2 separate regions of the Homo sapiens genome follow, and region 1 is linked to region 2. The links are chromatin loops, found by intact Hi-C in ENCODE. Cell type or tissue: OCI-LY7. All regions are shown on one strand. Links, peaks and the distances in the headings refer to the core of each region. The heading gives the core; the rest is flanking DNA.

The links. Hi-C counts contacts between places; a loop is a spot of excess contacts. Peaks named below come from ENCODE experiments on the same cell type or tissue, not always from the same donor. Only the 100,000 strongest peaks of a DNase experiment are listed, where the experiment ranks them.
Region 1: a loop joins it to region 2, with 2.5 times the contacts of the local background. A loop is called at or near these places in 8 of 110 quality-filtered maps.

What each region holds. Positions count from the first base shown.
Region 1 is chr12:9,314,506-9,327,257 of GRCh38, reverse strand. No RefSeq gene overlaps it. Among named protein-coding and RNA genes, the nearest start is that of LINC02367, 47 kb to the left of the region's middle. In OCI-LY7, for the core only: a CTCF peak has its summit at 7,826 (motif pointing right); DNase peaks (open chromatin) are centred at 7,297 and 7,417; H3K27ac peaks cover 717 bases.
Region 2 is chr12:9,791,781-9,804,532 of GRCh38, reverse strand. It overlaps a transcript of KLRF1 not described here. Among named protein-coding and RNA genes, the nearest start is that of KLRF1, 29 kb to the left of the region's middle. RefSeq lists an enhancer at 6,380-6,479. In OCI-LY7, for the core only: CTCF peaks have their summits at 6,097 and 6,303 (motif pointing right); DNase peaks (open chromatin) are centred at 6,332 and 10,512.

The DNA of each region.
Region 1 (12,752 bases), core at 2,955-10,954, 480 kb after region 2:
GCTCCGCCTTAAAAAAGGCAAACTCTGGACACTCTGTGGAGTAGAATGGCCAAAGTTTAGAGTCAGGTGCACCCCCGCCCCCAGAAGGGTCACTGAACCTCGCAATTGTTCAGACTGTGTGGCGGGTTGTTGCTGGAACTCCCGGTCACCCCGATCAGTTTCCCTACATTGATCAATGGCTGAGTTTGGTCCGGAGCCCTCCTCCACGGCTCCGCTCATGCGCCATTCATAATTCTACCTCCAAGGTCCTTTTGAGCCAGACCTCACTTTCGCCTCGACCCTCAGCCGGCTCGGCTCCTCCTGTATTGCCTCCTTGTGAGGAAGAGGAAAGTTTCCTTCACCCAGTTCCACCGCCTTATAACCCTCCTGCTCCCTCAGAATGTTCTCTTGTCTCCTGCACTACCTCCCCTGTGGGCTCTCCACCTATTGCCTCCTGATCGCGGCCACGGCAGGAGGAGGTAGCCCCCCTCCTCCCGCTGAGGAGGCACAAGTCCCTCCGGGCGATAAGCACTCAGGCCCATTCTTAGTTTATGTCCGCTTCTCTACTTCTGACCTGTACAACTGGAAGACTCATAACCCCCCCTTTTCTGAAATGCCCCAGGTCTTGACCTCACTGATGGAGTCCATGCTCCGGACTCACCGGCCCACCTGGGAGGACTGTCAACAGCTCCTTTTAACCCTTTCCACCTCTGAAGAGAAGGAACGTACCCGAAGAGAGGCCAGAAAATATTTCCTTACATCAGACGGTAGACCAGAGGAGGAAGCTCATAACCTCCTAGAGGAGGTTTTCCCTCTACCCGGCCTAATTAGGATCCAAACTCCTCAGGCAGGAAGAGAGCTTTAGATGATTTTCACCAGTATCTCCTTGCGGGTATCAAAGGAGCTGCTCGAAAACCCATAAATTTGTCTAAGACATTTGAAGTTGTCCAGGGACCTGATGAGCCACCGGGGGCGTTTTTGGAACGCCTCCAGGAGGCCTACCGGAGTTACACCCCTTTTGACCCGGCGGCTCCCGAGAATAGCTGTGCTATTAATTTGGCATTTGTGGCTCAGGCAGGCCCTGATATTAAAAGAAAATTACAAAAACTGGAAGGATTTGCTGGAATGAACATTAGCCAACTTCTAGAGATAGCCCAGAAAGTTTTTGACAATCGAGAGTTTGAAAAGCGAAAACGGGCAGCTCAGGCAACTGAAAAGGCCGCCGATAAGGCATCCAAAAGACATGCGAAAATCTTAGTGGCGGCCATCCAGGAAGCCAAGAAGGAAAGGCCCCCATCACAGAGGAATGGCCAGGGAACCCCAGGTCCCCGCCAGAAAGGCAAGAAAGGCGAGCAGGCTCCCCTGGAGAAAAACCAACATGCTTATTGCAAGCAGACTAGACACTGGAAAAAAGAATGCCCATTAAAGCCAGAGGAAAAACCAGAAAAGAAAAATTAAGTCCTCACCCTCCCCGCAGCGGAGGAGTCTGATGACTGACGAGACCGGGGCTCCTTCTCTCTTGGCCCCCAGCAGCCCACGGTGACCGCCACAGTGGAGGGCCATGGTGACGTCCGGTAGCCTACTTGTCTTAAGAGGCTAGACCCTGTGGCCTCCACCAAGTAGCCAAGTTGTCTGTGAGCAGTAGCAGCAACAGCGAGCCTGGTCCAGGAAGCTGATAAACTGACTCTGGGCCAAAATTTAACCCTTACAGGTCCTCATGCTGTAGACACTTTACTATGAAGTGCCTCTGGCAAATGGATGTCAAATGCCCGCATCCTGCAGTATCACAGTTTACTGTTAGATCAGCCTCATTTAACTTTCTCTCCCACAAGATGCTTAAATCCAGCTACCTTGCTCCCTGACCCAGACCTTACCACACCTGTCCATGACTGCCAAGAACTGTTAGAGACTACGGAAACTGGCCGACCTGATCTCCAAGACGTGCCTTTAAAGGAGGCGGATGCCACTGTGTTTACAGACAGTAGCAGCTTCCTTGAGCAGGGAGTTCGAAAGGCTGGTGCTGCCATCACTACGGAGACGAATATACTGTGGGCCCAAGCACTGCCAGCAGGTACCTCGGCACAGAGGGCTGAGTTGATTGCCCTCTCTCAGGCCCTCCGATAGGGTAACGACGAACGTATTAAAATTCACACTGACAGCAGGTATGCTTTTGCTACTGTGCATGTACATGGAGCCATCTACCAAGAGCATGGGCTACTCATCTCAGCAGGAAAGGCTATCAAGAACAAAGAAGAAATTTTGGCCCTGCTTGAAGCTGTTTGGCTCCCTCAACAGCTGGCTGTAATTCACTGCAAATGACATCAAAAAGAAGACATGGCCATTGCCTGTGGTAACCAAAGAGCAGACTCTGCAGCCTGGGAGGCAGCTCAACTCCCAGTCACGCCTCTGACTCTGCTGCCTGCAGTGTCCTTTCCGCAACCTGACTTACCAGATCACCCAGAATACTCCCCAGAGGAGGAAAAATAGGCTTTGGATCTTCAGGCCAGTAAAAATCAGGAAGATTGGTGGATTCTTCCTGATTCCGGAATCTTCATACCCCAAGCTCTCGGGGAAACTTTAATCAGTCGTCTGCATTCTACCACCCATTTAGAAGGAGGAAACCTGGCCCAGCTTCTAAGGAGCCGTTTCAAGATCCCCCACCTTCAGGACTTAGCGAACCAAGCAGCTTGTGCCCAGGTGAACGCCAAGCAAGGTCCTAAACCCAGCTCAGGCCACCGCCTCCGGGGAGGCTCGCCAGGAGAAGGTAGGAAATTGGCTTTACAGAAATAAAACCACACCAGGCAGAGTACAAATACCTTCTGGTACTACTAGACACCTTTTCTGGATAGACTGAGGCATTTGCCACCAAGAACGAGACTGCCAGACTGCCACCACGGTAGTTAGGTTTTCACTCAATGAAATCATCCCTCGACATGGGCTGCCTGCTGCCATAGGGTCTGATAATGGACCGGCCTTCACCTCGTCCATAGCTCAGTCAGTCAGTAAGGCACTAAACATTCAATGGAAGCTCCATTGTGCCTCTCGATCCCAGAGCTCTGGGCAGGTAGAACGCATGAACCACACCCTAAAAAATACTCTTACAAAATTGATCTTAGAGACCGGTGAAAATTAGGTGAGACTCCTTCCTTTAGCCCCTCTTAGAGTGAGATGCACTCCTTACCGGGCTAGGTTTTCACCTTTTGAAATCATGTATAGGAGGGCTCCGCCTATCTTGCCTAAGCTAAGGGATACCCATTTAGCAGAAATCTCACAAGCTAATTTATTACAGTACCTGCAGTCTCTCCAACAGGTACAAGACATCATCCAGCCGCTTGTCCGGGGAGCTCATCCCAACCCAGTTCCTGACCAGACGGGGCTCTGCCACTCTTTCCAGCCGGGTGACCTGGTGTATGTTAAAAAGTTCCAAAAGAAAAAAAAAAAGGACTCACTCCTGCCTGGAAAAGACCTCATACTGTCATCCTCACCACACTGACGGCTCTGAAAGTGGACAGCATTCCTGCTCAAATTCATAACACCCCCTAGTACCAAAGCATGTTTAACTGTAATCCATGACTAACTACTCTAATTACTGGATTGGCGGGACCCCTTTCTCCTCCTCTTGTTTAGTCTTCAAACCTCGTAAGTTAAAACTGGTTTCTTAACTTTATAAAGCAACACATAGCTTCTGTCAAACTTATATATCTTAAAGTCCAATATAACCCTCTTGTAACAAGTGGGGAATATGATATGCTACCTTGTTTTAACCTGAATTGAGTCTCCCTTAGCTGAGAGAGCCAGACAAACTCCATTTTGGCTCCTTCACTTGCAGCTCCTTGCCCACCCAATTCCTCAAGGACTTAACTTGTGCAAGCTGACTCCCAGCACATCAGAGTGCAATTAACTGATAAGGTCCTGTGGCAAGTTATGTCCGCAGTTCCCAGGAATTCGCTCGGGTGATAGTATCCTAAGCCCCTGCATTTGTATCCAGTAGATAGCACCCAAAGCCCTTGCACCCATCACCTTGTGATGGATTTAAAGCCCCTGCACCTGGAACCATTTGTTTTCCTGTAACCATTTGTCTAACTTTTTTTTGCCTGTTTTACTTCTATAAGATTGCTATAGCTAGGCTCCCCTTCCCCTCTCTAAACCAAAGTATAAAAGAAAATCTAGCCCCTTCTTCAGGGCTGAGAGAATTTTGAGCGCTAGCCGTCTCTCGATCGCTGGCTAATAAAGAACTCCTGAATTAGTCTCAAAGTGTGGCGTTCCTCTATTACCCACTTGGTTACAACAGCTTTATATTAATAATTGTAGTAATAAAGTTGATCGCACATAGGATGGAGGAGGCACCTGCCTGGTGAGATGAGACAATGGTCGGATTCACTGAGGCTCCTGCGTGTCCCGGATTTCCCGCTGGGGGAGGGTGTTCCGCTCAGCGGTTCCCACACCTGCTTCCATGGGAGAAGCAAGAAGAAGTCAGAAGGGTGGGCGAAGGAGTCAGAAGCTTCTATTATTGGTTCGGGGAGATGCTGTGTCGGGGGCATCAATTATATGGGGAACCAACCAGTTGCCAACTCCTGACCCTTGGAGTTGACCCCACACCGCTTAAACCTCTGCGCTGGTTCCCCGGGGGCCCACAGTGAGGTCTGTAACTCAGGGAGAGGCGCTGGAGCGGGGTGTGGGAGAATGGTGTGCAGGACGGGCTCCATGCACTTTGAAACTATAAACTGCCTTATGAGACAGGGGTACGGTGTGTGTGCATTTTCCTGGGAGAGTCCATAGTTTTTACCACATTGTGTAAAGCAATGCTGTGCAGTAGAAATATTACGCCATACACAATACATATGTACAGTTTTAGTTGTCAAAGAAACTGAAAGAAGATCTTGATGAACACGGATGGCATAGATGTGAGGAAAGCACCATTATTAAAGAATATTTATGCATTTATGTAATGCATTAAAAGGTAACAAAATGGATAAGCAGGTAACACAATAGCAAAGACCGAGAGTGAACTGCAGTCATCCACTGGGGAACTGAGGAGTCAGGGTTTCTCATTACAAAACTCCCTGATGGAAGACTATTACTTATCAACTATTTATTGTCTTTCCACTAAATAAGAAGTGATCGTCATCTTTTCAGATGAGCACCACAGACTTTGCAAAAGATAATTGCCAATTAACCTTTGTGCCTGGATTTTCTCATTCCTAAAAATAGATAGTATTACATGACTCCAAAGTTTGTTGTGAAGTTAATTGGGGTGGTGTATCTTAAAGTAACAAAAATGTTGACCACACGGGGGGGGGGTGGTTAGTGTAAGACTCTCTGTTTTTCTGTCTATATATATATATATATATATATATATATATATAAAAAGTATAGTTTAGGTTTACATAAAGACAAAGTATCATAAAAAGGGGTCTTACAATCGGTAGTACTAAAAAAATTTTTAAACTCCAAGATCTTCAATTTTAATGTATAAAAATAATAAAACATACTGATAAATAACAGAAGTTCTATAGTCAGACAACATAGGTTCAAGTTTGGGCTTGATCTCAAGTAGGGTTTCAATGTTGAAAAAAAATGCCATGTGGTCTTTCCAACTTCATTTCCTTATGTAACATAGGAGATAATAATAAATTCACTGTGATTAAGAGTTAAATGGAATAGTTCTTGAGAAGGTGTTAGAATGGTTCTAACATACATGGGTATTATGAGCTAATATTTGTAGTACCATTGTAGCATAAGGAAATACCATCTGCTGAGAGAGGCACAATAATGATTATCTTCATGATAATAGTTTAAGAGCTACCAGATACAGAACGAAGGGGCCATAAAATGATAATGTTATGAATGATTTTGATGCTTACGCCAGAATCCATTCTAGGATAGCTCCTGCCTGAAAAGAACTGGGATTCATTTCTTTGGAATCACAGGACACTGAGTGTGGCAAAAAGAAAACAAAAGAAAAATATGGAAATCACATATGTGATTTTAACATAGAAAGAAATAGGAGAGGCTGGGCGTGGTGGCTCATGCCTGTAATCCCAGCACCTTGGGAGGCCAAGGCGGGCAGATCACCTGAGGTCAGGAGTTTGAGACCAGCCTGGCCAACATGGTGAAACCCCGTCTCTACTAAAAGTACAAAAATTAGCTGGGCATGGTGGCAGGTGCCTGTAATCCCAGCTACTCAGGAGGCGAGGCAGAAGAATTGCTCAAACCCCAGAGGTGGAGGTTGCAGTGAGCCAAGATTGTGCCACTGCACTCCAGCCTGGGAAACAGAGCAAGACTCAGTTGAAAAAAAAAAGAAACAGAAGAAATTAGCAATATATTTCATTTACTCCAATGTATCCAAATTATGGTCATTTTAGCATGTAATCAATATAGATTTTAATGAGATAGTCTATGTTCTTTTTTCCTAAGTCTGAAATTCGGTGTGTATTTACACTGACAGCACATCTCAATTTAGACTAGCCACATTTCCAGTGCTGAGTGGCTGCATGTACCTGGTGGCTACCACACTGGACAGCACAGGTCTAAGGATTTCATTCCTGGTTCAAGACCAGACTCCTAGCCTTGGTTTTGGGTGTTTTTCACAAACTGGCCTCTCTTTATCATTCTTTTTCCTGGTACTTCCTCAAGGATGACTGTGTCCCCACCACTCAAGACCACTTGCCGTTTCACTACGTACCTTTGTTCAAGCTGTTCCTTTTACCTGGGATGCTCTCTCGTTTCGTTTTGTTTTGTTTTTCTGAGACAGGGTCTCACTGTGTTGCCCAGGCTGGAGTACAGTGACATGATCATGGCTCACTGCAGCCTCCACTGACCTCCTGGAGCTCAGATGATCCTCTCACCTCATCCTTCCCTAGCAGCTGGGACTACAGACCTGCACCACCACACCCAGCTAATTTAAAATATATATATTTGTTGGTAGAGACAGGAGTCTATGTTGACCAGGCTGGTCTTGATTCTTCCACCATGGCCCCCCAAACTTCTAGGATTATAGGTGTGAGCCACTGCTCCCCACCTGGAATGCTGTCTCTGCACCTTCTCCCTGGGCCTGGTAGAGAGGCACACATTCTGCTGAGAGGTTTTTTCCTGACTTCCCTAGCCCTAGAAGGGAATTTGTCCCTCCTTAGCATTGTACTCATGGCTGGATTAGAGTTTAACTGTTTTTGAGGCTGTTTCCCTGGCTATTGCATAGTGTCTTATTCACCTTTGTTGTGATAATGGTCTGCACTGAATAGATGATCAGTAGATGCTTGCAGACAGAATGAATAAACCACTAATCAGCCTCTTAATGCTTGAATGGACTTGCTACTTCCTTGTTTAGATTCGTGTCTGTACAATCCTCTCACGTGGATAGTACAGTAAACACAGACACCCTCAGATGTGGTAACAAGGAATTCATCTTAAAACGTGTGCAGAAAGTCTTACATCTTTATCCTCCTCCTGATCTTACAGGTGGGAGAACTGAGGCACAGGACTGAGTTAAGATGGCCAGCAAATTTGCATCAGTATAAATACAAAGAAGGGGAGGGGAGGAACATTCTTGAAAGGTGTGGGTGGTCTCACACGGTTGGGTTCCTCAGATGGTTGGAGATCAGTTGGCCGTGCCTTGGTTATCTGACAGGAGGGAAGAGAAGTGGGAGGTGAGGAGTAGCTCCTGGGTCCTCATGAGTATTCAAGGCAGGTTCAGGTCTGAGAAGCAGAGGATATCCTTCCTGGAAGCCTCAGTTAGGAGGAGGAACTCACTGCTGGAGAAAAAGTTGAAGAGGAAGGAGGACGGACATCTCAGATCATGGGAAGTGCTGGCCTGAGGAGGAAAGGAGAGAACCATCAGGGTAGAAGGGGCTGAGGAATCCGGCAGGGGGAGCAGAAGAGTGGGCACCAGCGTGGTGAAGAGGTGCAGTGCATTATGCATGATACACACATTATTATTATGGGAATAACCATATATCACAGTGCAGTTCTCAGCCTGGAGAATGGGAAATGGAAAGGACCAGAGATTCAGAGAGGGCAGTTTATCCAAGGTCACACAGCACTTTAAGGCCAAATAGAGCCTCCGAGGCATTTCTTGCCACACTCACCCAGGCCCACCCACACCTCTGTTGCCACGGAGGGTCCCACTACCCAGGAGAGCAGGTCTAGGGCACAGTGCCAGGCCTGATGAATGTCCTTCATGCCCTTTTCAAACAACAGGCTATGATTAGGCCTAATTATAGGGGTCCGGTCCCTTAATATTCTTCCTGGCATGTCTCTTGCCAATCAAATCAGTGCCATCTGCAGTGTGATTCCTGCTTTAGTGGCATCAGGGGGAGGAGTTAATTCAACCCAATATAAATAGACTGTGCCCTCACCTTGCAATTCGAGTATTTTTCCCTCCTGTCCTGCACCCCAACATGCACCTCCTTCCTTCTGGCTCCCTAAGCTCTAGCCTGGGTGAGCAGGGCCTGGATACTCTATACCTAGAGTCACTAGCCACTGCCCAGTCTGTGTCAGAAGCAGGCCTCTAATTCCTCAGGGTTAGAGTGGGAAGAACCCATGTGTGCACATTTGCTTTTCCAACCTGGGCACCATTTGGCAGCTGATTCAGGCAATTCTCTCACCACCACCACCCTGCCCATGTACCCCTGTTTCCAGCCTCTGTTTTTCTCTGCAGCCACGGCTCCTTTCTTGTGTTTCCAAGGTGGAGAGCTGAACTGAGATCATGTATGGACAGAGTGCCCGGCAGGTACCCAGCACCTTAGTACCAATTCCCCAGTCCCTGGTCCTGCCGTCTCCCTCCCTCATTCATTCAGCAGGCATCGGCAGAATCCCATCTCCTGTGAGCTCCTGACCTCCTACCAAATGCTCTGCTGCCACCCACCCCCACCTGATCAGAGGGCCACCCCCTGTACTGGGAAGTCCTCTCTCCAGTCCCTGCAACACAACCTCTGGGAGCAGCCCCTTTGGGGATTCTTGGTCCTGGCGGACCCAGCTGTCTTTCCTGGGTGGAAGGGGCCAAGGGGAGAGCCCAACTTGGAAGCTTTCGCTCCTGAGAGCCGGAGAGCTCACTCCCTTCCACCCCACCTAGCCTCCTGGTTTCCTGTGGTGGCTCTGCTCTCCCAATTCATGCTCTTCCTCCCACGAGGTAGCAAGGGGCGGGGGTGGGAGGGGGGTTGGGGAGGTTAGTCCTTCACTCTTTCCTGCAGCCAGAAAATATTTACCCAACAGTGCCTGTGTGCAAGGCACTGAGCAAATCACTATAGATCCAGTGATGAATAAGGCAGCGTCCTTGTCCAACTGGTGTATACACTCTGGCAGGAGAGACAGACCTAAATAACCAATTAATGATCAGTTATTTAATTACAGTTGTGATAAGGCCTATTTATAGTATTTTGTAATCACTAATCTTCATGTATCATGGAGCTTGCTCCACCATTGATCTGAGTGCGTTAACTCATTTAATCCTTGCCACATTTTATGAGCAGGCGCTGCTGTTATCCATTTTATAGATGAGGAAACTGAGGCACAGAAAGAGATCTGGCCGAGTGGCAAAGCCAGGGTTCAAAGCCAGGGATCGTGGCCCTGGGTTCTGTGGGTTATCACCGCCTCTGTGGAGGGGAGATGAGGTGCTGCGAGGCCCATCATGGGGGACCTAGCTTGGTCTCAGGGGTCAGGGAAGGCGGATGTGAGGAAATAGCATTTGTGGTAAAAATCTCACGGTGAGTGGGTAGGTCAGGAAAAACATTCCAGAAAGAAGGAAGCACATGAGCTACAGCCCTGAGGTGGAGGACCTGAAAGGAGGCCAGTGTGGCTGCAGCGCAGGCCGTTGAGGGAGCCGAGCTGGAGGGCTGCGGTTCTTGTATCGGCAGCACTGACCCCGCACAGTCCTTGGGCTCCAGTGACTTTTCGCTCAGTGTTTATCTAACTCGAGTGAGCGAATGGTGTTTGCTGTTTCCTGCAAAAGTCCCAGGGGTTGTTGGGTACACAGGTCCTGTCTTTGGCCACAAGCAACCTGAAATGAGGCTTGGTCTTCTTCCCGGGACCCCGGGCTGTGCCTCACTTGGGGGACCCCAGCATGAAGCATGTGACTGCCTGACTCAGGCCCCTCTCCTGGTCCAAGTCACCCCCACCCGGCCCCATCCCTGGTTGTTGCCAGACCTGGAGTCCCTGCTCCTTCACTGGTGCAGCCTCCTCTTCTGTCACCAACTACAGTCAGGAGGTGACAGGGATGAGGCTGCAGTCAGGGGATTTGCAGGCACAGAGGGTTGGGTGAGACAAAGAAAACGACAGGACATGGTGACAGATTAGGAACAAGAACGAAGGAAAGGGAGGAGTCAGCCATGACTGGGAGTAAGGTGGGAGCGCCGACACCTCTCCCCCTCCACTTGCCCCCATCCTGCAGCAATGGACAAGCATGTGGGCTTTTCATTTTCTGTGGGCTTTTTCAGTGGGGATGTGACGTGCTCCTCCTGCTTGGACACCTCCTGCACAAAAGAGACAGGTGGACAGACCTTCCTCCTTGCCCCTTGTCCTCACTTCCTCCATCCTTCCTTCTCTCCCATTCTACTGATTGGCATCTGGTGGCCCCCAAGGTTACACAGCACTGGATCAGCTGCCTGCATAATTAGCAAATCATTCTTTTTTTCTTTTTTGAGACGGAGTCTCACTCTGTCGCCCAGGCTGGAGTGCAGTGGCGCAATCTCCACTCACTGCAAACTCCGCCTCCCAGGTTCACGCCATCCTCCTGCCTCAGCCTCCCGAGTAGCTGAGACTACAGATGCGCGCCACCACGACCGGCTAATTTTTTTGTATTTTTAGTAGAGACAGGGTTTCACCGTGTTAGCCAGGATGGTGTTGATCTCCTGACCTTGTGATCCACCTGCCTCAGCCTCCCAAAGTGCTGGGATTACAGGCATGAGCCACCGCGCCTGGCCAGCAAATCATTCTTAATTACCCCAGAGTGGAAGAGAACAAAGGTGAAGACAAGAGCCCAGGTTCAGGATCTGCTTCTTTGGGGTCATGACAGAGGCGAGGGAAGGAGTGAATCTGGATCAGCAGTGGGTGCTCCCTGCTCCCTCCTCCCCAGTAGCCTCTAGGCCAGCTGCTGGTCCAACTCCAAAATCCACCACCCCTCAGCCACCCAGCCCTCCCAGGAGAAGCTGAAGTCCTTTCCTGTGTGTGTGAGCGCCAAGCTGGAGCCCAAGGATGACATGGAGGAGGCGCTTGGGGGGGTCCCCCAAGTCTCCATGCTGCTCGTCAACATCAGAGAGATCCTTTGTAGCAGAAAATGGAGTCGCAGGGTGTGGGTGCAAGACTCAGCCTGACTTAATGGGGGTCCCAGGGCATCACACTCAGGTGCAGCACAGAGGCGGGAGCCAGAAGGTGACCAGGGTGGCTTGGCTCGGTGGCCTGGGACCCCTCAGTGCAGTGTCCCTGATGACATGGGAGAGGTAGGTCAGGAACATGGTCCCAGGACAGCAGGTGCTGGCTTGCCTGACCTCCACGTTGCCCCTGTAGATACAAGAAGTCTGTCTTCCCGGACCAACTGGCTGGTGCTGTAACAAAGAGCCATGTGATGCTGGGGGCAGAGACAGAGAAGAAACTGTTCAGTGCCCCTTGTCCATCAATGAGAGAGCAGCTGGAGCAGCAGGTGGACAGGGAGCGGGAGGGGCAGGGGCAGGGGCAGGGGCTGGGGGCCTTGCCAGGCTCCTCTCTAGGAGAGGCTCTATTGAACCCCTTATGCCACCACAGCTGTGCAGGGTGCACATGAGGTCTCGCTAGCTGCTCCTGCAGGTCCCTGTCACCTCTCACATGTCCCTACCTAATCCCGTGTGTCCCGGAGAACTACTTCTACACGCCAGACCTGGGCCAAGTCCCCAAGGTCGATGTGCCATCCTACCTGACCTGCCTGGCAGACCTCAAGTATGGTGCCAGCCTGGGCCCCAGCATCACCCACTGCCCTGGCACCAGGCTCAAGTCTCTCAAGCCCAGTGAGCTGTGTGTTAGGATGGCAGCCAGGCTCCCTACTCAGTCACCTCCTTCCCTAGGCACCCCACACTTTCTCCCATTTCCACTTCCGACCTATAAGATGGCATGTTAACAGCACCCCAACCTCCCCAAGCTGCTGCGGTGCTGGTCAGTGCACCCTCATCCCCACCCCAGGCCCCGCCCACTGCAGTCCAAGGTGCCGGGCAGGATGACAGCAGCAGCATCCCCTTCAGGAGGGAGCCACTCTCTGAGGCCACCTCAGTCTCATTTCTGGATCCCTGGCAGATTTTCTGTGGGGTTGTTAGCTGGTCAGAAATCCCTTATTTCTTTTTAATAGTTGTCATTTCTTGTTCTACTTGGCTCATAAAATAGTGGTTTTCAAACTGTAGCGCCCTGGAATTCTCACCTCTACGGTAGAGGGAGCCTGGACAAGGGTGGCCCTGGGGCCCCCATTCCTAAACCAAGGAGGAAAAAGGGTCTAATAACAAAAACACTACAGGGGACAGGAACACGGAGCCGGGGGTCCAATGTGACTGAACCCCACACCCCACTCCGTGGCTTTCCTATTGCAGTGAGAGCCGTAAGCCAAGGCAGGGAACTGATGTGGGATCTCTTCAACAAGCTGGTCCTGAGACGCAAGGGTAGGAGGCAGGGCCGCTGTCTGCCATGGGCTGTGGCATCGTTAATTCTCTCTTGTCTTTTTCTTCCTGTGTTTAAGTCTCTGGGGCCTGGGGAAACCAGTGCTCCCCACAGACCTCCCTCACTCAGCCTTTGCCCTCCAGCCTTTTCACCTCTGGGGCTGG
Region 2 (12,752 bases), core at 2,657-10,656:
TAAATCTTCATAATCTGTTTTAGAAATAGTTTCTTTAGATATTACACTAATCGCACAAATAATCAAAGAAAAAACAGATAAATTGAACTTCCTCAAAATTAAAAACATTTTTGCTTAACATAATACTATCAAAAAAGTGAAAGGATAACCCATAATGTGAGAAAATTTTTGCATATCATATATCTGATGGAGGACTTGAAAGAAGAATATATAAAGAACTCCTACAATTCATTATTTAAAAGATACATTACCCCATTAAAATATGGGCAAAAGATCTGAAAAGACATTTCTCCCAAGAAGACATAAAAGACACAAATTGAAAAAAGGCCATGAATGATTATCAAGAACATAGTTATTAAAGAAACACAAATGAAAACCATAATAAGATATCATTTCATGCCCACTAGGATAGCTATAATAAAAAAGACAGACAATAACAAGTATTGATAAGGATGGAGAAAAATCAGACCTAGCTACCTTGCTAATGAGAATGTAAAATGGTGTAGCCACTTTGGTAAACAGTTTGGCAATGCCTCAAAATGTTAAATCCCAGCAAGTTATTTCCAGGATATCAACAAAGTTATTCTAAGGTTTATATGGAGAGGGAAAAGAAACAGAAAAGCCAACACAATATTGAAAGAGAAGAACAAATTTGGACTGACATTACTTGACTTCAAGACTTAGTATAAAGCTGCAGTAATCAAGAGTGTGTTGTTAACTAAAGAAAAGACAAACAGATCAAGGGAACAGAATGGACAGCCCAGATGTAGACTCACATAAATGCAGTAAACTGATCTTTGACAAGGCAGCAAGAGAGTACAAAGGAGCAAAGGATCTTCTTTATAACAGTGATGCTGGAACTGGACATCCACAAGCAAAAAATAAGAAGAAGAGAAAAATTTTTAAATAAAAACAGACAGAATTTGTACTCTTCTCAAAAATTAACTCAAAATAAATTTTATGAAAAAATGTAAAACACAAAACCATAAAACTCATAGAATAAAACTTAAAATAAAATCTAGATGATGTTGGGTATGAGAATTTTTTAGATACAACACCAAAGATATGATTTATGAAAGAAAGGATTAATAAACTGAACTTTTTTCAAACTAAAGACTTAAAGACTTCTACTCTGCCCAAGATACTGTCAAAACAATGAAAAGGTTTTCTTCCAGGGTTTTTATGGTTTTGGGTTTCACACTTAAGTCTCTAATCCATCTTGAGTTAATTTTTGTATAAGGTGCAACGAAGAGGTCCAGATTCTGTTTTCTGCATATGGCTAGCTAGTTCTCCCAGCACCATTTATTAAATAGGGAATCCTTTCCCCATTGCTTATTTTTGTCAGGTTTGTCGAAGATCAAATGGTTGTAGATGTGTGATGTTATTTCCAAGGTCTCTGTTTTGTTCCATTGGTCTATGTGTCTGCTTTGGTACCAGTACCATGCTGCTTTGGTTACTGTAGCCTTGCAGTATATTTTGAAGTCAGGTAGCATGCTGCCTCCAGCTTTGTTCTTTTTGCTTAGAATTGTCTTGGCTTTACGGGCTCTTTTTTGGTTCCATATAAAATTTAAAGTAGTTTTTTCTAATTCTGTGAAGAATGTCTGTGGTAGTTTGGTGGGAATATCATTGAATCTATAAATTACCTTGGGCAGTATGGCCATTTTTATAATACTGACTCTTCCTATCCACGAGCATGGAATGTTTTTCATTTGTTTGTGTCCTCTCTTATTTCCTTGAGCAGTGCTTTGTAGTTCTCCTTGAAGAAGTCCTTCACATCCCTTGTAGGCTGTATTCCTAGGTATTTTATTCTCTTCATAGCAATTGTGAATGGGAATTTATTCATGATTTTGTTCTCTGCTTGTCTGTTATTGGTGTATATGAATGCTTGTGATTTTTGCACATTGATTTTTGGGCTCATTAAGGAGTTTTTAGGCTGAGACAATGGGGTTTTCTAAATATAGAATCATGTTGTCTGCAAACAGAGACAATTTTATTTCCTCTATTCCTATTTGAATATCCTTTATTTCTTTCTCTTGCCTGATTGCCCTGGCCAAAACTTCCAATACTTAGTTGAATAGGAGTGGTGAGAGAGGAAATACTTGTCTTGTGCCGGTTTTCAAAGTGAATGCTTCCAGCTTTTGCCCATTCAGTATGATATTGGCTGTGGGTTTGTCATAAATAACTCTTATTATTTTGAGACACATCCATCAATACCTAGTTTATTGAGAGTTTTTAACATGAAGGGATGTTGAATTTTATCAAAGGCCTTTTCTGCATCTATTGAGATAATCATATGATTTTTGTCATTGGTTCTGTTTATGTGACGGATTACATTTATTGATTTGTATATGTTGAACTAGCCTTGTATCCCAGGGATGAAGCCAACTTGATTGTGATGGATAAGCTTTTTGATGTGCTGCTGGATTCAGTTTGCCAGTATGATATTGAGGATTTTTGCATTGATGTTCATCAGGGATATTGACCTGAGGTTTTCTTTTTTTGTTGTGTCTCTGCCAGATTTTGGTATCGGGATGATTCTGGCCTCAGAAAACACAAACCATAAAAATCCTAAAAGAAAACCTAAGCAATACCATTCAGAGCATAGGTATGGGCAAAGACTTCATGATGAAAATGCTAAAAGCAATTGCAACAAAAGCCAAAATTGACAAATGGGATCTAATTAAACTAAAGAGCTTCTGCACAGCAAAGTAAACTATCCTCAGAGTGAACAGGCAACCTACAGAATGGGAGACAATATTTGCAATCTACCCATCTGATAAAGGTCTAATATCCATAATCTAAAAGGAACTTAAACAAATTTACAAGAACGAAACAAACAATCCCATTCAAAAAGTGGGCAAAGGATATGAACAGACACTTCTCAAAAGAAGACATTATGTGGCCAACAAACATATGAAAAAAAGCTCAACATCACTTGTCATTAGAGAAATGCAAATCAAAACCACAATGAGATACCATCTCACACCATTCAGAATGGCGATTATTAAAAAGTCAAGAAACTATAGATGCTGGTGAGGCTGTGGAGATAGTGGAATGCTTTTACACTCTTGGTGGGAATGTAAATTTGTTCTACCATTGTAGAAGACAGTGTGGTGATTCCTCAAGGATCTAGTACCAGAAATACCATTTGACCCAGCAATCCCATTACTGGGTATATACCCAAAGGAGCATAAATCATTCTACTATAAAGACACATGCAGACATATGTCTATTGCAGCACCATTCACAATAGCAAAGATATGGAACCAACCCAAATGCCCATCAATGATAGACTGGATAAAGAAAATGTGGTACATATACACCATGGAATACTATGCAGCCATAAAAAAGAATGAGATCATGTCCTTTTCAGGGACATGAATGAAGCTGGAAGCCATCATCCTCAGCAAACTAACACAGGAACAGAAAACCAAACACCGCATGCTCTCACTCATCAGTGGGAGTTAAACAATGAGAACACATGGACACAGGGAGGGGAACAACACACACTAGTGCCAGTCAGGGGATGGGGGGAAGGGGAGGGAGAGCATTAGGACAAATAGCTAATGCATGTGGGGCTTAAAACCTAGATAGTGGGTTGATAGGTGCAGCAATCCACCATGGCACACGTATACCTATGTAACAAACCTACATGTTCTGCACTTGTATCCTGGAACTTAAAAATAAATGAATAAAATTTTTTAAAAAATGAAAAGATAAGCCACAGACCAAAAGAAAATACTTAACAAAAGACATATCAGATAAAGGACTGTAATCCAAAATAGATAAATAACTCTTAAAGCTCAACAATAAGAAAATGAATTACCTGATTAAAAAATGGGCCAAAGATCTGAACAGATACCTTGTTAAGAAGATATACAAATGGAAAATAACCTTATTAAAATATGATCAATATCATATGTCATTAGGTAATTTCACATTAAAACATGCTATTACAGAAAAACCAATTACTATATGTTCTCACTTATAAGTGGGAGTTAAGTTATGAGTATACAAAGGCGCACAGAGTGATATAATGGACTTTGGAGACTCAGAAGGGGAAGAATAGGAGGGGTTTTGGAATAAAAAACTACATATTGGGTAAAGAGTGCACTACTTGGGTGATTGATGAGTGTAATAAAATCTCAGAATTCACCACTATATAAATTCATCCATGTGACCAAAAATCACTTGTACTCCAAAAGCTATTGAAATTTAAAATTTTCTTTGAAAACATTTACACACCAATTAGAAATGTCAAAATCCAAAATATGAACAACACCAAATGCTGATAAAGATGTGGAGCAATAGGACTTTCATTCTTTGCTGATTGAAATGCAAAATGGCACAGCCACTTGGAAAACATGTTGACAGTTTCTTAGAAAACTAAACACATTCTTACCATATAATCCAGTAATCCCACTTCTTGGTCTTTATCCAAATGAGTCGACAACTTATGTCCACACAAAAGCCTGCTCATGAATGTTTACAGCAGCTTTATTCATAATTGCCAAACCTTGGAAGAAACCAAGATGTCTTTCAGTAGGTGAATGGATAAACTGTGGTACATTCAGACAATGGAACATTCTTCATCACTAAAATGAAATGGGCTATCAAGCTATGAAAAGGCATGGAAGACCCTTAAAATGCGTAGTTTAAATAATTAAATAAATAAAAGATTTAAATAAAATACAAGATTTAAATAAAAAGTGTGCATATTAAAAATACATGAGCTGCAAAAAATATATTCTTGAGGCACAAAACTATAAAATATCACATAATCACTTTTTTAAATAATTATGGGGCCCTTTTCTTATAGATGTTTGTAATGTGTTTGCTTACATGCCTTTAATGGATATGTGCTCTGAATTTATATATTCATTGTCTAATTATTTTAAAAGTTAATATTAAATGCCTATACATTATAAATTAATAAATCAAGAACTTATTGCTTGTCAGCTAATGTGCTAGATACTGGAGAATAAAGATATTAGTAAAAGCTTCAACTGCCTCAAAGGATTTTATATTTACAATACAGGCTAAGCTCAAATATAGAGAAAAAGTGTATGATGGCAAGGCTTAGAAATCTCTAGAACTACATCTGATAGAACAGAAAGGGAACAAATTGACAAGACAAAGGTGGATATTAAGATACTTTTTCTGATTGAGCATTGGTAGTGGTAATTCAAACATGAAGTGATTTCTACATGTATTCTACATGCATTATATCATTAGAACCTCTTATCACACTTTAGTTGCAGCTTAGATTGTTAACCTTGTTTGAAAACGAAGAATAGAAACATAAGAAGAATCATATTATTCTCCAAAGTTACCTAGAGATAGTAAAATTCTGGGGCTAGGACTTAGAGGCCTCAAATCTGACTTCATGGAGCTGTTTCTCCACACAAGCTTTACCTAGACTAATGAGTAGTACAATCGGTTCTATACTCTCTTAAAACCTTAGTCCTTCAACAGCTGGAAACACACTGCTTTGCAAATCACTTAAATATCTAGTTAAATTAGTTTTTTTTTTCTTTTTATGCAAACAATGACCCCTGAAAGGAAAAAAAAAAACACCCTGGTACTTCTATGGGATCAAAAAATAGATATTATATAATAAAATACAACAGATGATATAATTTCTGTGATTTCACATCATACAAAGTTGAAACATATATGAAAAATATATTAAAACCATGTGATTGAACATTCACATAAAGTACAAAAGACCAAAGTTTAGAAAATAAACTGCAAAATCCTCTGTTTCTGCTCATATATCTAAGCCTTTTCTCTTGGTCATAAACACTACATAGATAGAGAAAGCAGCTTTGCTCTTAATAATACCTGAGCATTGAAGACCGTTTTCCCCAAAATAGCTTCTACCATACACGCATTCATTCTTTCACTCATTCACTCACTCAATATCAATTTAATACCTAGAATGTTTCAGATATTGAAAGAACAATAACTTAAGATCAATGATTTATAATTGAGAAAGGAAATGTCAAATATCGGTGATGGAGGTTATTCTTACCTAATTTCTATTTTTTAATTTATATACCATTAATACTTTATGAAACACATGAAATAGAAGAGTCTATAACTTTTATTTGTGTATTTCTAACATCTGTCAGTTTCTGGCCCACTTGTTTGTCTAATAAGTGTTTGACTAATGATCAAATGGAAAATAGAATCTGGTGAAGGTGTCCAAACGCAGAAAGGAAGGTGTTTACAGGGAGGACAATATGAGAGCCCAGCACTTTACCTCCTGACCACACAGTAGCAGGTGTTTCCTTAAGGCCTCACACCACCACTAGAGAGCAACAGTTCACAAGCGAACTGAAGGTCTACGTGCAAGAGCCCTTGCAGGAATGCAGAAGAACAGGAAGGCTGTGAGGTGTAGGCCTTGTGTCAGAAATTGGTCTGAGGAGCTCATTTACTCCAAGGCAGTTATTTGAAACACAAAATCAAGTGATGTGCTTTAATTCGCTGGCCCTGTGCCCTCTATTATTTAACCCGATTCTTTCTTCGAGTCATACAAAACAATTACTCTAATTATTTTTTTAAAATATTTTTAAGCATCTGTCCTGATCTGGTCATTGTGCTCAGTATTGCCACACTGCCTATTATTATGTGCCTGCATTCACCATCTGTTATACAGCAGGAATAATGAATAGTTTCATCTTTTAAATTTTAGTTTTTAGGATTATCTCCCCCTCCAAAAACATTGAAATGATTACAATTATATAAATTAAAGTAATTTTGATTTAGGATATCCCCCTACTATTAAATACCAAATAAGACAACTGAATATGCATTTCAAGTTTATGAATGCAAATAAACATATATGTTAATGATTAGGAACCCTCTTGTATTAGAGTCAATTGCCCTCAAGCTGGTAAAGAAATTAGAGTTTCTTTTTCCCAGCTTTATTATATAAAAAGTTTATATGCCACAAATAGGCTAATTTGATTGCTTTATAAACATATTGCCTCTTTAAAATACAAAGTAAAATAACTTGCAAAAGGAACTTGAAATCTGTCAATGTCAATCTGTTCTAGCACAATCTATCCCAAATCTTCAATAGGCCTGAAAACTCCAACATTACTGTAAATTCATTTATTTTCTTTCTTTCTTTAAGGAATAAAAAAGAGAGTTAGTAACTTACTCTGTTAGGCATTGCGCCAAAGTAAGTTCCACTAAAATTTGTGTAAACGTTCAATGTGGTGTTTATTTTTTTTTTCTGAGAATTCCTTGTCCTAAATGATGCTTACTTCCTGTTTAACATTTACGAAGAAAACAATATGCAACACATACTTTAGCTGAAGTTATAATGGAGTTATCATTACAGTTCATTACAGCCAGTCCTTGTTACCCAAGATTAGATGCATAAAAGGCTGATCGCCGGCCCCTGCCTTTTGAAAGCTACCTAATTGTAAACGACAGCATGTATTAGATTGGTGCAAAAGTCATTGCAGTTTTTGCCATAATTTCAACAGCAAAATGAATATGCCTGCTCCCCCCAAAAATGTGGTTGGAATACTCGTAAAAAAGAAGAAAAAAAATTATTCACAGAGGTCTAAAATCCTGAAACCAGCTCAAAGAGTATCTGAATGTTTATATTGTTTTGAATTGAATAAAATGAGCAGTGAAAAAAAACAGACAGAAGTATGTCTGTTTCCAATTTATTCTGTGTCCTGGAAATAAATTTTTTCTCATTTTTTCTTTAAAATGAAATTCACACACACACACACACTTATGGGAAGAAATTAACAAAAGATCTCTAACCAGAGAGTATAAAATTTCAGGCAGTCTCATGAAAATAATTCACCATAAATCCTCCACTATCAAATGATTACATAGGAAACTGCATATTATAGTTACAATTATGAGTACTTTAAAGAAAACACCTAAGAAAGTTAATATGAAACACAAAACAACCCTTATGTGTAATTCACATGAAGAGATTGATAGTGGTAGAGTCAGCGGCAGCATTAGAAGTGGTAAAGATGGTGATGTTGATATCACTAGTATTATCGATACTACTTCTCTAGCAACCAAAGGAAGGAAGTGTATAAAGGAAAAGTAAAGATCAATTACGTCAAATTTTTCTGAGAAGCCCGGTAAGAAGAAAACCGAAAATTAAATATATAATATAGCAACATATCAGTAATTATTTAATACCTTGACAAAATCAGAACAAAAATTATTCTGAGAGTTATCCAGAAGAATAATTACAGCAGAAAAGCCAAGATGGTTTTTCCTCCTAAAGGAAGAAAATGGTGGGGTCTTTAAATGACAGATATTAAATAATGACAATCAAAACAACAATGGTAGTGTCTTCCCAGACAAATTCAATCACCATTCAGATCTCAGCTCAATTTTTAATTTGTGGATAATCAGAAGGGATGTGGACTGACACTGTCAATCATGTGGTTCTTCCTAAAACCCATGTAAAAGCCAATGCGTTCGTCCTCACAGTATTCCAGTGGTTGACATACTCCCCCTCCTTGATTTCCACCATTCTCCTGTAGAAAATATATGAAAAGTGTTGAGGATGTAAACTTAAATCATGATAAATGTTTGGTGGTTAACTGATGCAACAAGAGGAATCAATACAAGACACGCTATTTGAAAAAGTTCTATTTCTCAGGCTAGACCTCCTGGCCAGGATGCTGCCAATATCACCTGCCCAGAAAAAAAGAGCTGGAGATTTTTCAGCGAGCTCAGGCTGAGTATATATTGGACCACTGGAAATGAAATTTTGAGAGGTACAGAGTCACGGTACCTTTCAAAGCAGGGTAAAACCAAAGAGAATATATGGTACACGAAGGTAAGAAGGCTTCTGCTTCTTACTTCTTGGACTTGCTATCTGCATATCACGTCTGCAGTGCCTTTTTCTCTCAGGAGCACTACCATACTTACAAATGAGAAATCTAGAAGAAATCTGGATTATTCAGAGAAGTCCTCTCTGATCACATCTTTTAATATAATCATCCTCGATCTACCCACTCTCGCTCACTATCATATGTACACATCGATGTCTGTATTAATTAAACAAATACTTATTGAACATCTGCTATCACCTGGCAATGTTCTCGGCACTAGGTATATAGCAATTAGTACAAGAAAACTGATGCCCTTATGCTGCTTACATTCAAATGAAGGGAGATAGGCAGCAAACAGAACAATCTTATACTAATAATTCGGCTGGAGGAAAAGTGCCTTGAAGAAACAAAGCAGGGTCCAGGCATAAATATGGGGGTCCAGGGAGTTCTTTACCATTGCTTCAAGACAGAAGCAGAAAGATCACAATTAAAACACTGTTAACGATAGCAGGCAATTGTTGGTGTTAGCGTGAAATGTGAAATACAGTGGTCGCAGTGGACGTATGATTCTGTGTGCATTGCTCACTGAGGGTTAGATGTTGTGTTTAGGAGAGAGAGGACAAAGTTGTCTCAGGAGTTTTTGATATGTGTGAATGTGATAAAACTACCATTGAGATATGAAAAGCTGGAGAATAAGCTGGTATGAAAGGCAAAATGAGAAGATGAGCTTTTAACATTTTAAATTCAAAATGTCAATTTGACACTGAAGTAGAGAGTGTGACTAAGCGGTTGCCAGACAAATATGGAATGCAAAAAGGAGGTCAAAGCTGAAAAACAGGTCGTAAGAATATGGAAGGCATTAATGCTATGGGCTGGATGAGATAATCTAGGAAGCTTGTGCAGATAAAGTAGAAGAAAACAAAGGGGTGAAAAGGGCTTCTTCAGAGAAATGACTAGTGACATAGAAGAAAAGTTTCATGCAAGCCAAACTGAGAGAGAGAAACAGAAAGAGAAAGAAATGGAAATCAAGATGAAAACAGAGAACCAGTCATTAGTTTTGTAAAATGAAGGTCATTGGTGGTCTTGACAGGAATAGTTTAGGGTGCAGTACTAACTACAAAAGCCTGTTTCAAGTGGGTTATGTTTTTTAAATGAGACATTTCAGCATGATTTTTTATTTCCCCAGCTAAATACACCTATTAAGGTGCAGGTGTAGTGTAATCAGAAAAGTAGATTTAATTGCTGGGGAATTATATAAGCCAAATTATATTAGTCAAATCACACAGCTGTGACAAGAGACAGTAATTTCATCATTGTCATGATACAAAGGTGATTCCGCTGTTACTAACAGGATTTTACAATCCCAGCCCACTTAGTGCTCATATAAACACAGATATTTTAAGAAAAACAATTTGTTGCTTCACTGAAATTCAAGGTACGTTGGGTTCTATATTTATTCTTCTTATTAATGTTCTCATTTTATCTTCTTTTAAATTAATTCAATTATTTGCTAGTTTGACATATTTTGTATTAGGCTTTTCTTATACTAAAAAGTGTAACAAACTATGACAATAACCTTGAATGAAATTGTAAACCGCCAATACCTCCAAAAATACCCTTGAAATTTGTAACTTCTTGTTTCTAAGAAAAGAAGTTAAATTGACTTCCTATAAATTACATAGTTTTGTGGTGAAATGAAGAGAAACGTGTATAGGAAACAGATGCGTAGGAGTTACTTCCTTATTTGGTTGCAAATGAATTCTGAAGTTTCGAAGAAAGGTAGAAGGTGAGTTTTCCTAAAACCAGGACATTCAAAAACCGTTCCAACATCCAAAGCAAGACTGAGAAGTATATTTCCTACAACTGGTTTATCACACGGCTCCTTAGCCCCTTTATTAGAACTTTTCCTTTTATCACCTTGTGTAATTGTGTAATCATATTATTTTATGATCACTTTTTTTGCAGGTAAAATGCTTTATTTATAAGGCTTATATGTATAAAATTCAACTGTAGACACACAGGTCGGAGACTATGTTAATTCATTTTTTATCTCCCATGGTTCTTACTTTCCTGATATTCATCGTGAAGCATGGGGCAATAGTACTTTTTAGTATTAACATGTAGGTAAACAAAGATATTTCCTATTTTATGCATCAATTTAATATTTGATATGTTCTGCTGTACTTCTGGATACAAAGTGCTCCTTGATTTTATCATTCAATTCCATTTGACTCAGTACACCTATGACTCAAACCAACCATGTGGTCAATGGAAAAAACACAGAGATACGGCCTTAGCCACTATAGTCAAAGGTATACATTTTGTCTTTACAGCCACTTTCCTGTCTATTTCTTTGGAAAAAATCATTTGCCTACATAATATGGTCCTGGGAGGTTTTCAGTCAGAATATACCATCCTCCTGGTTGAAATGATTACTTTAAAAATGGCAGATGAAGCTTCCAATGCAATAAAATATTGATCTACATACTCTGATGACAGTAAATAGAACTATGTTTGCTTTTTATCTGTATGACTCATGTTTATGGTTTCCTACAAAATGTTCATTTCTGTGTGTTTATCAGAGAGTCAAAACATTCCTTATGATTATCCCCCAAAAAATGCCAGATGCAAGGAGTTGGAGGAGCAGATCTTGTTGAGATACAGGCTGCAGAGAAATTCCGTTTGCTCATTCTTTTGTAGTATTGATTGGTATGGCTCTTAGGGAGTAAAATGATATGTATCATCCAAAAAATAAATACATCAAGAATGATATCCCAATTTTTTGCTAGGATTTGTCCCCAAATTTCTTCAGGCTGTGTTACAGGTCAGGTTCCTCAAAAACAGACTCTCAGATGAAGGATTACATAAAGGATGTTAAGTACCTGTGGATGAGAAAGAAAGGATTGGGCAAAGGCAGATATTGAATTGTGATGCAGTAACACAAAGGCTTCAGCTAACAGTATAGGGAGCTCTGGAGGTGAGTGCCCTTTCAAGTTTATCTTGATATAAGGCAACAAGTCCAAGCTTTTATACTCCCACACGAACCAGCCGTTTGATACATCTGGCACTGGGAGAAAGTGTGACTTTGAGAAGGCACTTCTGTTTAGCTGAGAGCCATACAAGGAAGATTCAGTTGAAAGCTTCTGACTCCCAGGTGCTGAGACAATGAGGCTTCAGTCCAAAGTGGAGACACACCATTGCACCCATTGTAAATGGAAAACCAGTTTTTAAATCAAAAGATAAGGAAGACATATATATATATATACACACACACACACACATATATATACATATATACACACATATATGCAGATAGATAGATAGATAGATGGATAGATAGATAGATAGATAGATAGATAGATAGATAGATAGATAAATTTTCCTGATCAGACTCCTTTGCTTAGGGCTAGCAGCATATATCCAAAAGTCCATTAAAATATCCAACTCAATCTCCCACATATTCCAGAAACAAAAGTGATCATTTTGATTCTTTTCTAAATCTAATTTTACCCCCTAATTTCTGACTCATTTGAAAGAATACTGCCCACAGTTTTAGGAATCAAAGCATGAAGGCCATCCTTGACTCTCTGTCTGCATTTTTTTCTGATTAAATGACCCTACCTAATAAATCATAGACTGTAATGACTAGTAATGTCTTTAATTCAACAACTTTCCATCATCTCTACTTCCACTGCATTGGTCTTAAAGGCAGTCATCTCTCTATGGTATCCCTTTATTCCAGTTCATCTTGCACCTGTTAGACTGAGTAACTTCCAAAAATTGCACCTGTTAACTTCCAAAAATTAATATCTAATTGCAATTTGTCCCAAATTTATAAGAATTTATTACTTTCTTTCTGCACTTAGAATAATTCCAGACTATTTAACAGCATTGATTTCACCCTGTAATCTGGCTTTGTCTCTT